3 separate regions of the Mus musculus genome follow, and all the other regions are linked to region 1. The links are chromatin contacts, found by Hi-C or POLR2A ChIA-PET in ENCODE. All regions are on one chromosome and are shown on one strand. Each heading gives the region's core, a stretch centred on a gene start or an enhancer-like site at or near the end of the contact. The rest is flanking DNA. Distances are from core to core; before and after follow the strand shown. Region 1 holds the start of Susd2 (sushi domain containing 2). Region 2 holds the start of Gstt2 (glutathione S-transferase, theta 2). Region 3 holds the start of Ddt (D-dopachrome tautomerase).

Region 1 (3,969 bases), core at 648-3,147:
CTTACTGCATCATAGTTCCTCCCAGACACTACACTAGAGTGGTGACCAGGACAGAACACATGTGAGCTGCTGGCTTAAAAGATTGAGGCGCTGGAGAGTTGGCTCAGTCCTTAAGAGCACTCGATGCTCTGATTCCTGCATGCATGCACGCACGCACTGCAGTCCACACCCAGCTCTCAACTCCAGTTCCAAAAGAGCCAATGTTCTCTTCTGGCCTTTGCAGGTGCTGCAACACATGTAGTGTACAGACAGTCTGCAAAATAAAAATGTAAGATTTGAGGAGAAGCCAAATTGAAGCCCTAGAAGATCATGCTATATAGCCTGGATCGGCCAGGTCAGCCCTGCCTCAGCATCCTGAGTGAGGTTAAGGCATGTGCCACAACACTTGACCAAAACTGAAACAACCCTGCCCTTCCTGGGCTCCACACCATCTATCTTGGAGATACTTAAGTCCTAGCACCTCATACCTGCCTGCCATGACTGTCACCCATAGTCAGAGCCCCATTTATCTCTCCTTGCAAACTCTGGACCAGAATGAAGACAAGTCCGAGTCCATACGCCTGTGTGCCGCCATAGACTGAGCCCTCAATGGAGAAGAATCTGTTGACTAGACCTAATAATCCAAGGCCATGGATTGGAAGCATGGCAACCCAGGATGGGTCCTTACCAGGCCAGCCATCTGGACAGCCAAGACGCTGGGGACAGCAGTCACTTAGCCATACCCCTCTGCTTACCCATGCCTCTCAGGGTAGGGAGTTACCGCAATCCTGGGCCTGGGTTGTTAGCATCGACTGCTACCACCACAGGACCTCAGTGTGCACACAAAAGCACCCATATAGAGCCCCTTGTGGCTTAGTAGATTTTCTTTCCCCTGGAAGGTGGTGACTTCTCAACCAAATCCACCTATGGGGTTGCAGGTATAATAGGGGCAGGGTTACCTTAGGGGTAGTTGGTTCCCACTCCTATACCTCGGGTCTCCTCAGATACTCGTGGGAGACACTGTCACCTCCAGCCCCGACTAGTTCTGGGTAGTCATTCTAAGTGAGAGGGGACTAGGCCCATAGAACAATAGGCTGGCTGAGACCCAGGACCAGAGGAGAATCACAGATCAGATGGCTTTGGTTCACAAGCCAGCCACCTGAGCACCTCCTCCCCTGTGAGGCTAGCCAGTGTGTCTGCATTGAAACACTACAGATCCCCTGTCCTGATGTCTAGCCCAGGTGACAATCCCTGAGTGAGAGAGAGTCCCAGCTTTGGGGTCCTTCATGAGTCACCCTAGTATCAAGGTCTCCCAGAAGCCAGTAGCTGGTCTCCACCAGGCTCCTTCCTTCTAACCCTCAACAGGATCTGTTAGCTCCCCAACTGACAACACTGGAGCTAGGCTGGCCTCAGCCCTGGGCTCCTCCGTCTCGGTAGTGACTCTAAAGCTGGCTGGCTATTCATCAGAAATGACCCAGTCTCAAGTCCATGCTATGTGCTTAAAATCCAAACAGATTAATTCTTTCTCCACCTCCGCCTGTCAGGCTGAGTGTGTGTTAGCAACACCTCCCTAGGGGAAGCAGAGGTCTAGGTCTGCCCTAAGGGGCCAGGACTTCTCCCACCCAACCAACAGAAACCTCACACACAAGACTGGACTGTGACCCCAGGGTCTGAGCTGTCTCGCCATTCCGCTTCAGGTGCCAAAGGTCTTAGCATCTGGACGCTCCAGCCCCTCATTCTCACACAGGGTCCCAAGGCTGTGATGATGCTACAAGAATGTGCTAACTAGGCACTTCGGGCTCTGCCTGTCTATCGGCACCTGTGGACTTTGAGAGGGGGCGGGGAGGGCAGGGGAGGGGAGGAGTGATGCCGCAGAACGCTGGGCGGGGTCAGGAGGCGGGGCCTGGCCAGCCAGGCAAGAGCCTGCCCTGCAAATCTCTGAGCCACTGTGCTGCCTGCTGGTTGCAGACACAGGGCACACCATGAAGCTGGCCCTCCTGCCTTGGATTTTGATGCTGCTCTCAACAATACCAGGCCCCGGGTTCACAGCAGGTATGCCCCCACTTTGTCCTTCTGACCTCCCTGTTCATCTGCCTGATCAGCCAGGCCCTAAGCAGACACCCCTCTGGGCTCAGCTGTCTATCCATCTGGCAGTCCATCTGTGACTACACTGGGGAGTACTGGGAAGAAACTGGGGGGGTGGGGGGGGCTCCTGGATCTAGACACTTCTGGTGGAGATGGGAGGTCTGAACCAAGCTCATTCTGCACTCACATAAGGGCCTGGGAGGGAATCCCGGAAGACCAGAGCCTGCAGCCCAGCCTCTGTGAAGGGTGCAATCACACAGGGAACCCCCTGCCTCTCATCTGTCCCTGTGCTGGTCCTTCTCGGCGCAACCAAGAAAGTCTAGCAGGAAGGATGAGCCTAGAGCCATGGCCTTTCCCTGAGCTGAGCTGGGAGTTAACCAGCCTGCAGTCTCCTGCTTCACACAAGTGCCACCACCCTTCTGGTACTTTATCTCATGGCATCTTGAAGCATCTTCCCACACCCCTTGCAGTCGTTAAACCTTAGCCGATAAATATTTATTGCTGCTCCGGAGTATAAGCTTAGTGAGGTGGTCTAATGGCTTAGACCGCAGCCCGGCTCCTGGTGGATCTCCATCAAGGGTCTGGGGAAGGTGTGGTCTGGCCTGGGAATTTGTACCTCACCCCAGTCTCCACTTTTCAGCTCTGGGGCTGAAGTACAGCCCTACCACAGGTCTCCACAGCCCACAGAGGAAGTGGGCTGAACAGCTAGGCCTAGACAGGATGTTCCACAGTTTCTATGGGGTATTCCCAACTACACTGTGCTGCAACCCTCACTGGAATGTCCCCTCCTATCCCCTAAAAAGGGAGTGTCCTGGCTGCCTTCTCAGAGGGTGGGGCTCTCTGAGATTCAACTGTGTCCCACCCCCAGAAAGAGATGGGACAAGCTCAACCCAGATACCATTCCCTCCCCGGCCTTCAGTAGGACTCTTGGTGACTATGTACCCTATCAGAAAGCACGGGGACCCTTTTTTAGCTGTGAGGACCCACAAAGCCACTCCATTACCTGTGCTAAAATGGAGCCCCGCCCACAGAGCCGGTGGCTTTCCACCATGCCACTTGGTAGCCATAGCAATCCCTGGTCTGTCTCATGGACGCTTCTCACAGGCTCCAGGGGAAACGGGCCCTGTTGGTCAGGCAGCTGACCCTGGGACACGGGGCTTTCTTCTCCAGGTGCCCAGGGAAGCTGTTCCCTGCGCTGCGGGGCACAGGATGGACTCTGTTCCTGTCACCCAACCTGCTCGGGCCTTGGCACCTGTTGTGAAGATTTTCTGGACTACTGCCTAGAGATTTTACCCTCCTCAGGGTCCATGATGGGTGGCAAAGACTTCGTGGTGCAACATTTAAAGTGGACTGACCCTACTGATGGGGTCATTTGCAGGTGGGGGGTGGGGACCTAAACAGCTAGGTCATTAGGGCTCCTACACGCTCAATCCCAAGCATAGAGTGGGGGAGCTGGAGGTAGCACCCTGGGACCGAGGGCAGGCAGGAGAACACTGGCGCACCTAGCCTAACCCATTTCCATAGCTTTTGGCTCAGGCTGCCTCCACCCATCTCTGTCCCTCAGGTTTAAGGAGAGTATCCAAACCCTTGGCTATGTCGACGACTTCTATCAAGTGCACTGCATATCACCCTTGCTCTATGAAAGCGGCTATATTCCCTTCACCATATCAATGGACAATGGCCGCTCCTTCCCTCATGCAGGCACTTGGCTAGCTGGTGAGCTCTCACTCTTTCAAACCAGTCTAGGCTGTTAAATTAATAGACTCCACCCTCCCTGGGCCCTGGTTCCTATCTGCAACCCCAGGCCAGGGGACTTTCCCCAATGCTAATCCATGTGCGCTGATACTAGACCCAGTCTGCCTACCTGTCGCTCTGGCTGAACCAGTCCCTTGGGCGAGGGTTGCT
Region 2 (3,969 bases), core at 1,022-3,521, 190 kb before region 1:
CAATCTGTTATAAAGAACATTTAGAGGATATCTAATGTTTTGATGATTGTAAGATCATATTGTGCATGCCAGTCAGATAATCCGCATCGTGGCTCCTGAATCCATGGCTCAGGGAACATCACAGAAAGGCTGTAAGAACCAGAATACCAGGAAGTCTGATGCGAAACAGTCTCTAGAAATGGCTGTACAAACTATACTGGAGCAATGGCAATATCTATGGACATGTTAATGTTGAAGGGAGAAAGTCTCCAGGTCCCAACCCTAGACAAAGAACTATTGGCCACTAATAGAGAAGAATTAGCCTCTCATAGGAATGAACTCCTTAGTTGGTTGTCCAATGCAGAACTGTCAGCCTTGAGTTTATATGTACAAACAAAAAAATAGAGCTAGCAGGTTTATATAATCTGTGCACATACACACATATGTATGTAACAATAATAATTTAAAAGATGAGAAGAGCTAAGAAAACCTAGCCAGAGGCCAGGATGGTGGTACACACCTTTAATTCCAGGATTGAAGCAAGAGGATCTCTGTGAGTTCAGAGTTAGCCTGTTCTACATAGTTAGTTCCCTGACAGCCAGCCTATATAGACAGACCCTGTCTCAATGAATAACAACAAAATTTCCTCAAACAAATTAGCTGTTTCCACAGAATGAGGTCAACACGTTTGAAGACTAACTATTCTCTGGCAGTCAGCCATTCCAACTTTTATTCCCACCACTTCAGTAACCACCGTTCGGTGTGATTTGTGAACCTTGGCTTCTCTTCAGTTTTTTTGTTTGTTTTGTGGTGTGGAGGGTTGAATCCAGGGCTAGGTTCACTGATGCTAAACAAATGCTGTGTCATGAAACCAGGTTCTAGCTACTGATTTTCTTTGTCCTGTTTGTCAGATAGGCTCCCCCTAGGTGGCCCAGGGTATAAACTGCCAAACCCCACTGCCATGAGCAACATACTTCCTGTAGCAAGCAAGGTGCCACAACCTAAAAGCTACATAACCCACACAAAACAGACCACCAGCTGGGGTCTGTTCATACACTAGGTTCAAACGCAGGAAACTATGGGCTGTGGGGAGGTGGGGCGGGGGCGGGCATTTCTCATTCAAACTACCACTCACTCTGGCTTTAGGTATCTGACAATCAAGATGAAAACTATTACCAGTCAAAAAGGGAGGGTAGCAAAAAAAAAAAAAAAAAAAAAGGGGTATTTTTGTCAAGATTCAAGGAAGCCCTTTTTTTGGGGGGGGGGAGGGGTTAAGAAGCCGGAAGAGAGGATGAGATGGAAGAGGGGAGTGAGGCAGCCAAACCAGTTCCTTGCCAGTGTGGGAGGGGACTCTCCGGAGAGTAGCGAAGCAGGTACCTGAGTCTGCAGGGTGAAAGCCGGGGGGGGGGGGGGGGGGGTGTTTCGGGGCGGGATTCAGGGGTCCATCCATTCAAGAGCCATATCTGATCCCGTGAGAGAGGATGTCTGACCTAGGGGAAGCACGTGAAATAAACAAGGCCAGGAGACTTCTAGGGGCCAATCACATCAGAGGGCTTGGGTGGGTACAGTCATCTTGGATCACATGCTCTCCCTACCGAATTTGCACGAGCAGAGCCACGTGCGGTGCAGGGCTGCAGAAGAAGCTCCTCTGGGGACAGCTTTGTGTTTTTCAGAATCCTTTTCCTCAAAAAACAACACCAGCTTATTTAGGTAAAAGGGCAATTTGGCTTCAGACGGTTCTGGCGGTGGGAGGGGCGAGGGGAGGGGCCACTTGAGAGAGCTCGGTTTGAGCCTACTGGCTACCACAGCTCCTAGCTATCAACTCACAGGGTAAGACTGGTTCTATGGCAAATGCCTGTAGTCCTAAGCACTTGGAAAATGAAGTCGAATTTGAGGCCAACCTGGACTATATGAGTCCCTGTTTCAAACAAAACAAAACAAAACAAAACAAAAAATAGCCAACCAAATGAATCAAACAAACATAAATTCCCTGGAAAGCCAGGCAGGATAGGTCTCACCTGGGAGTCCCAGACATTCAGGAAACTAAGACAGGAGAATCAATGGAGCAGAAGGGTTTGAGGCCAGCCTGTGCTATAGCAAGACCCCTACCCCTCAATGTCAAAAAAAAAAAAAAAAAAAAAAAAAAAAGAAAGAAAGAAAGAAAGAAAAAAGAAAAAAAGAAAAACGCCCAGGGAAACATTCTGGTGCCCGATATGGCCCACGGGCTATAGCTACTCTAAAAGATTCAGATAAAGCCAGTGATAATGGGCACCTCTTTTCCCCATCGGAAGATGCTACCGTGGAGAGTGTTGGAGGCGGGCGAGAGAGGTGGTCCTGTGACTCCTTCAAGCTTTGCTGCCCAGCCTCACAGATCTGGGGAGGTCCAGTGTTCTTAGACGACCTGTTTTGCACGGGGCAGCTGGACCAACCACAGTTCTTCCTTAAGGCAAAGTTTCTAGCAGCCTGCAACAAGCTTCACCCGTTAAAGAAGGATCAGCGATCAGCCTCTAAGATCCCCTCCTGCAGTAACTGAGAGCTAGGAGCTGAGCGGTCTAGTTCCCCGCAAACGACTACGTCCACAGAACTCTGAGTTGGGTCCACGAAAGCCCAGCTAGGCCATTTCCGCGTCCGGGTGAGACTAAGGTCCTGGGCTGGATTCCTGGCTCCACGGTCCGCTGGAGCAAATCGCATAAGTCAGTCTGAGTGCGCGCGCACCTCAGCCCTGCTTTTGGTATAAAGTCCTCCAAAGCGTCTCCCTCCCCAAGATCAGCAGGTGTCAGCTATCCAGAGGAGGAAATCGTTTGGCTTGGCCAACTGAGGCTGTGCTGGACCCCAGCTTGCTGTTATCGAACGCAGTCGGCACACCATCTTGTGTCGCTACCGGCAATGGGCTTGGAGCTCTACCTGGACCTGCTGTCACAACCCAGCCGCGCTGTCTACATCTTCGCCAAGAAGAATGGCATCCCCTTCCAGACGCGTACCGTGGATATACTCAAAGGTTGGCACATTTACCCCTAGACCATGTCAGTCCTTCACATTCTGCCTGGGTACAATCTCCCCATCATCTGACCCCCCCCACCCCCAGCGCCGTCCACCAAGGAATGCTCTGCTCTCTTTGGAGTGGTCTTAGTCAGTTCAGAGCCCTCTTTAAACGTAACTTCCGCTCTGACAAGAGAGACTTTTTGTCCTGGGACGTGGGGAGAAAAATGAAAGATTCCTACAGTTTCTGCTTTGAAGGCACGCAGTGTTTAGATTCACAAAATTCCGGAGACTTTGCAGGGAAGAGACACATAGCTGAGCCACCTCTGTGCCTCTGGTTCCCGGCCCATCCGGATTTTGGCCGTTTCGACCTTGCTCTGGTTGCAAAGAGAAAGGGGAAAATAGGAATACTGCTTGAGTCCTTGCACGCATTTTCTGGCTTCTTCCTTCCCAGGGCAGCACATGAGCGAGCAATTCTCCCAGGTGAACTGCTTAAACAAAGTTCCTGTACTCAAAGACGGAAGCTTCGTGTTGACCGAAAGGTGCAGCTGTAAATATACCCAGAGCCCTCACTACCTCCTCCGGCTCCCTTTGGCCGCCCCACTTCCGTTGGAGTGGGGTGCGGGGCGGGGCCCTGGCCGACTCCGACCCTAGGCTGTGAGGGGGCCTGGCTAGAGCAGACTCTGTGGGAAGGGGTCCTGGAAGACTAGAGGGCTGATCCAGCATGTCCCTTGCTTCTGTCCTGTTTCATCTGCTGGACTCCCCCCCTCCCCCTCCAGGCCTCCCTATCCTGATTGAGGGGTATTGGAAGGCGACAAGGGGACGATTGTCAAGGGTTAGGGAAAAAAAAATGTAGATTCAACAAAGGACTAGGAAGGGCTTCTCCTAACTTCCTAGATGTCCTGTTTAATCCGCCAAAGCTTGGCCCCGGAGACCAATGAAAGGGTCAGGGCTCACAGACTGTTTGGTTCTCCCATTAGAGTCTAGTGTCAGAGAGCTAAAAAACAAAAC
Region 3 (3,969 bases), core at 905-3,404, 130 kb before region 1:
TCTGTGTCTCTTTGTGTGTGTGTCTTACAGGACAATGGGTGAGGATTTGTTTTCAGGAGCATGGACACCTTACCAAGTGGCCATTGAAGAAATCGTCCCTTCCTCCTAACCATCATCCTCAGAGAGGGGATGAGACGCTCATGTGTCCTTCATCCTTCCAGGACAGGATGCTAATGGGCCCAATAATATTTAAATGCCACGCCTTTCCATACCTGGAAGCCAGGGTTCCCACAGGTTCCCTTCCCTTTTATTCAGGCTTGTATATTCTTTGTCTTCTCCAGTATGTCCTAAGTCTTGGGAGGTAGTGACATAAAATGCCCAATTTATGACTGAGCTTCGAACAGTCACTTATTCATATCATTACAAAGTAAATTCTCATAAATCCTTTCTATAGGGGTATCAAGAGGCACTTCACACATGGTGGGGGAAGGGACAACATAGTGGGGGAAATACTGGCAGGCATGCTGCCTGTAGATTGTGGAACTTATCCCCTCTACCTGACTCCTTCTCCCCACAGCCTGTCAGTGCTGGCTGCAAAATCTTTGAGAGCCGACCCAAACTGGCTGCCTGGCGTCAGAGAGTAGAAGCCGAAGTGGGGGAGAGCCTCTTCCAGGAGGCCCATGAAGTTGTCCTGAAGGCCAAGGATATGCCTCCCTTGATGGACCCTGCCTTGAAAGAGAAGCTGAAGCTCTCTGTGCAGTGTTTGTTACACTGAGGGAATAGCTCGAACTGGGAGACAGACGGTCAAGGGAAACTCGGGGCCGTGCAAGCGAAGAGATGAGGCTGTCTGGCTCTTTGGCTGTCACTAGGACATAGGGTCTCTGGTCCGCAATTTCCTCTCTGCATCACCTGTGTTCCCTCTGTGTCCCCACCTGGCTTGTGCTGTAACATCAGTTCTTATCTGACTTCTGGAGAGAGCTCCAGGAAAATACTTGGGAGAAACGTATCTGGCCATATTCCTTTTCTTTGAAACTTTACAAACCATTGAACCTTCCCCCATCCTCCAAGCCATATTTGTATATACATGTATATACACATATACATATAATTGATATCTGGTACCACGTGACCCTCTGTGCTCCTCAACCCTGGTGCCTCCCTTCCTCAGTTTTGGCATGCAGGATCTATGATCTCTCAGTTGAATACATGCAAGAGACGGGGATTGACTAGTGAAAGACCTTTGTCCTCTGCGTCTTTGCTTCCTGCCATAGGTGGGGTGCAGGGCTGGTTCCTTTGTGGGAGTGGAAGTTGCTTGGTATGTCCTGACTTTCCAAATTCTTGTCCCAAGCATTCTAACCCTGACTGCTGCCTTCTACCTGTCTCCGGCTCCAAACTGTCAAGCTACTTAATCTTGTGCCATAAGACGTCTTTTATGTGCCTTACCTAATAAATACATTGTTAACAGAAGAGTAATGGTTTTGCTTCTGGATCCTTTAGTATGCACACTTTCCTATGTGTAATTGGACAGATTGCTTTTTTCGGTTTGTGTGTGTGTGACAGTTTCTCTGTGTAGCTCTGGCTGTCCTGGAACTCAGTCTGTAGACCAGGCTGGCCTAGAACTCAAGAGATCTGCCTACCTCTGCCTCCAGAGTTCTGGTTTTAAAGGCTTGCACCACAACCACCCGGCCAGATTGGTTTGTTTTAAGTAGTTCTACCACTCTCTAATGGACAATGATTTATCCCTGACAGAAGAGTTTACAAACTCAGGTATCTTAGGGACCAGAGAGAGATGCCCTTGTCCTAGGGTCTTGCCTAAGCACACCTCACGTGCTATTTGGTCTCAAGATTGTTCAAAAGAAGTGCGGTTCCCGTACTGAGTTTGAAATGATCACAATCATTTAAGAAACTTTAAGCCTTTAAGTCTCCTATAGAAATGTATGCCTTGTGGGCAACTAGCTGGGACGCTCAGAGGGAAAAACAGAGCCACCTGCCGACTGGGAGGGCCAAAGGTAGTGAACCTGGGACCAGTAATTTGGAGCCGGCACACGTGACAGCGGAAGAGGCGTATCTCTGATAGCCAATCTAGAAGGGCCGAGTCTGCCTGGCCAATGAGAAACAGAGCTGTGCTCTCCCTCCCCGGCCCCGCCTCCCTGGCCCCGCCTCCTCCCCGCCCCTCCCCGCGCTCCTTTTCTGGAACCTCTACTGGCTCCCACAGCTCACCCGGTGCAGTTACCGTTTGGCGATCCCACTCTTCTCCCGCTAACATGCCATTCGTTGAGTTGGAAACAAACTTGCCGGCTAGCCGCATACCCGCGGGGCTGGAGAACCGGCTGTGTGCGGCCACAGCCACCATCCTGGACAAACCCGAAGACGTGAGTGAGGGTCGGCGAGAACTTGTGGGCTAGGGTCGGACCTCCCAATGACCCGTTCCCATCCCCAGGGACCCCACTCCCCTGGTAACCTCTGACCTTCCGTGTCCTATCCTCCCTTCCTAGATCCCTTCCTGGTTGTCTTTCCCAGGCGTGACCCTGACGTGACTGACTCCCAAGGATCCTGGGCAGTGTCCCAGACCCGGAGCCCTCGGACCCCCACGTTAAGAATTTGGCGCGCCCCCTTCTGAACACCAGCCATGCCCTGCCCAAGCTTCAGGATTTAACTTTTGTGTTCCTTGCAGCGCGTGAGCGTTACGATACGACCTGGCATGACCCTGTTGATGAACAAATCCACAGAGCCTTGTGCTCACCTTCTGGTCTCTTCCATCGGGGTTGTGGGCACCGCGGAGCAGAACCGCACTCACAGCGCCAGCTTCTTCAAGTTCCTCACCGAGGAGCTGTCCCTGGACCAGGACCGGTATGCAGGGCCAGTGAGGGAACGTATTTGTGCGTCTGGAGTCAGGACTCAGTCTCTCTGTATGAGGTTGGGGGGGGGGGGGGTGTCACTATTTGCTGGTTCCAGAAAGCACTCAGTGTCCTTGTCCACGAAGGTGGACTCCTCAGGCACTGGAATGGTGGGTCTGTGATCAGAATGTTAGCAAGATTTCAATTCCTTCGACTCTCTACAGCCCCGAGAAAGGATGGTTTGGGAAGCCCCAGTGTAGTCTTGTGTGTACTGAGAATCTACTTAGGCACCCTCTTAACCACTGTGATAGTGGCCTCCTCACCGTCACTGAACCAGGGGGTCTGGTTTTTTAAGGGAGAACTTTTCCAGGCTGGTCCGAGGGAATCTGGTTGTGTCCTGAGGCAGATAACCTTTGAACTAGATAAGGCTCCGGGAGAGTTGCTGGATGATAAAAAGACCTCCCCCACAAGGTGACCCTCCCCTCCCCCCTCCCCATCCTTACATTCTGAGGCAGAGTTAGAGTCTCATATTCCTGAGGCTGGAGCGGGCCTGTGAAGAACTACGGAGATAAGTTTGAAAGAGCCTTCCAAAATGGAGTCCTAGTGGGCTCAGGAAAGTTGGTAATGGCTGCTTTTGTTGGATGCTCAAATGCTGTCCTTTAGTTGAGGGGACAATACTTCTTAACGGTAATGCTCGTGCACACAGCACAGGGCAGATTTGGTAGCTTCCTGACATAGATAACTGTATTGGGCCAGTTTTACAGATGGAAACCTGAGGGTGTCAGCCCTGTGCACAACCACCCTGGTGCCAGACGATCGCCAGGGACTTCCTCTGAGTCCTGTGATTGAGCAATTGCTGATTCCCACAGATTTGAATCAGATTTGAACCTGCGCCTCACTTAGAGCTGGGCTTTGGTTCAAAACTAAGTGCCTGGTACCCTGGGCACGCCTTTAGGAGCATGCAGTTAGTTAGAAGCAGGGGGACTGTTTGTTAGCCCGTAAGCAGCCTAACATGCTCACCTGAGCACAGAGCACAGGTATTGAAGCCATTGCGTTAAGTCTGCACTGGGACCGGTATAGCCATCACCTTTCTTCTGACTTGTCTTTGGTGCAAGGATCATTAGCTGGGGTGGGCAGATTGGCAAAATATCCTGCAGGCTGATATGGGCTGGCCTGTCTGGCAGGGACCTTA

What was found. Hi-C counts contacts between places; a loop is a spot of excess contacts on that map. ChIA-PET counts read pairs that join two places held with the same protein, here RNA polymerase II (POLR2A).
Region 2: a map of heart shows a loop between it and region 1 (2.2-fold over the local background). The contact joins the promoter of Gstt2 here to the promoter of Susd2 in region 1. A Hi-C loop is called at or near these places in 1 of 37 maps with a recorded cell type or tissue (heart). POLR2A ChIA-PET finds 5 or more read pairs at or near these places in 3 of 5 experiments (all embryonic stem cell).
Region 3: POLR2A ChIA-PET joins it to region 1 with 17 read pairs in embryonic stem cell. The contact joins the promoter of Ddt here to the promoter of Susd2 in region 1. POLR2A ChIA-PET finds 5 or more read pairs at or near these places in 4 of 5 experiments (Patski and embryonic stem cell).

The regions. Positions count from the first base shown.
Region 1 is chr10:75,641,936-75,645,904 of GRCm38, reverse strand. Susd2 (sushi domain containing 2) reads left to right here and starts at 1,897. Exons shown (of 15, transcript NM_027890.5): 1 at 1,897-2,031; 2 at 3,235-3,442; 3 at 3,629-3,780. The coding sequence starts at 1,962.
Region 2 is chr10:75,833,183-75,837,151 of GRCm38, reverse strand. It overlaps Gstt2 (glutathione S-transferase, theta 2), which reads left to right and starts at 2,271. Exons shown (of 5, transcript NM_010361.2): 1 at 2,271-2,977; 2 at 3,413-3,500. The coding sequence starts at 2,866.
Region 3 is chr10:75,771,559-75,775,527 of GRCm38, reverse strand. Ddt (D-dopachrome tautomerase) reads left to right here and starts at 2,154. Exons shown (of 3, transcript NM_010027.1): 1 at 2,154-2,312; 2 at 2,615-2,790. The coding sequence starts at 2,205. It overlaps Gstt3 (glutathione S-transferase, theta 3), which reads left to right. Exons shown (of 5, transcript NM_133994.3): 5 at 518-1,406. The coding sequence ends at 715.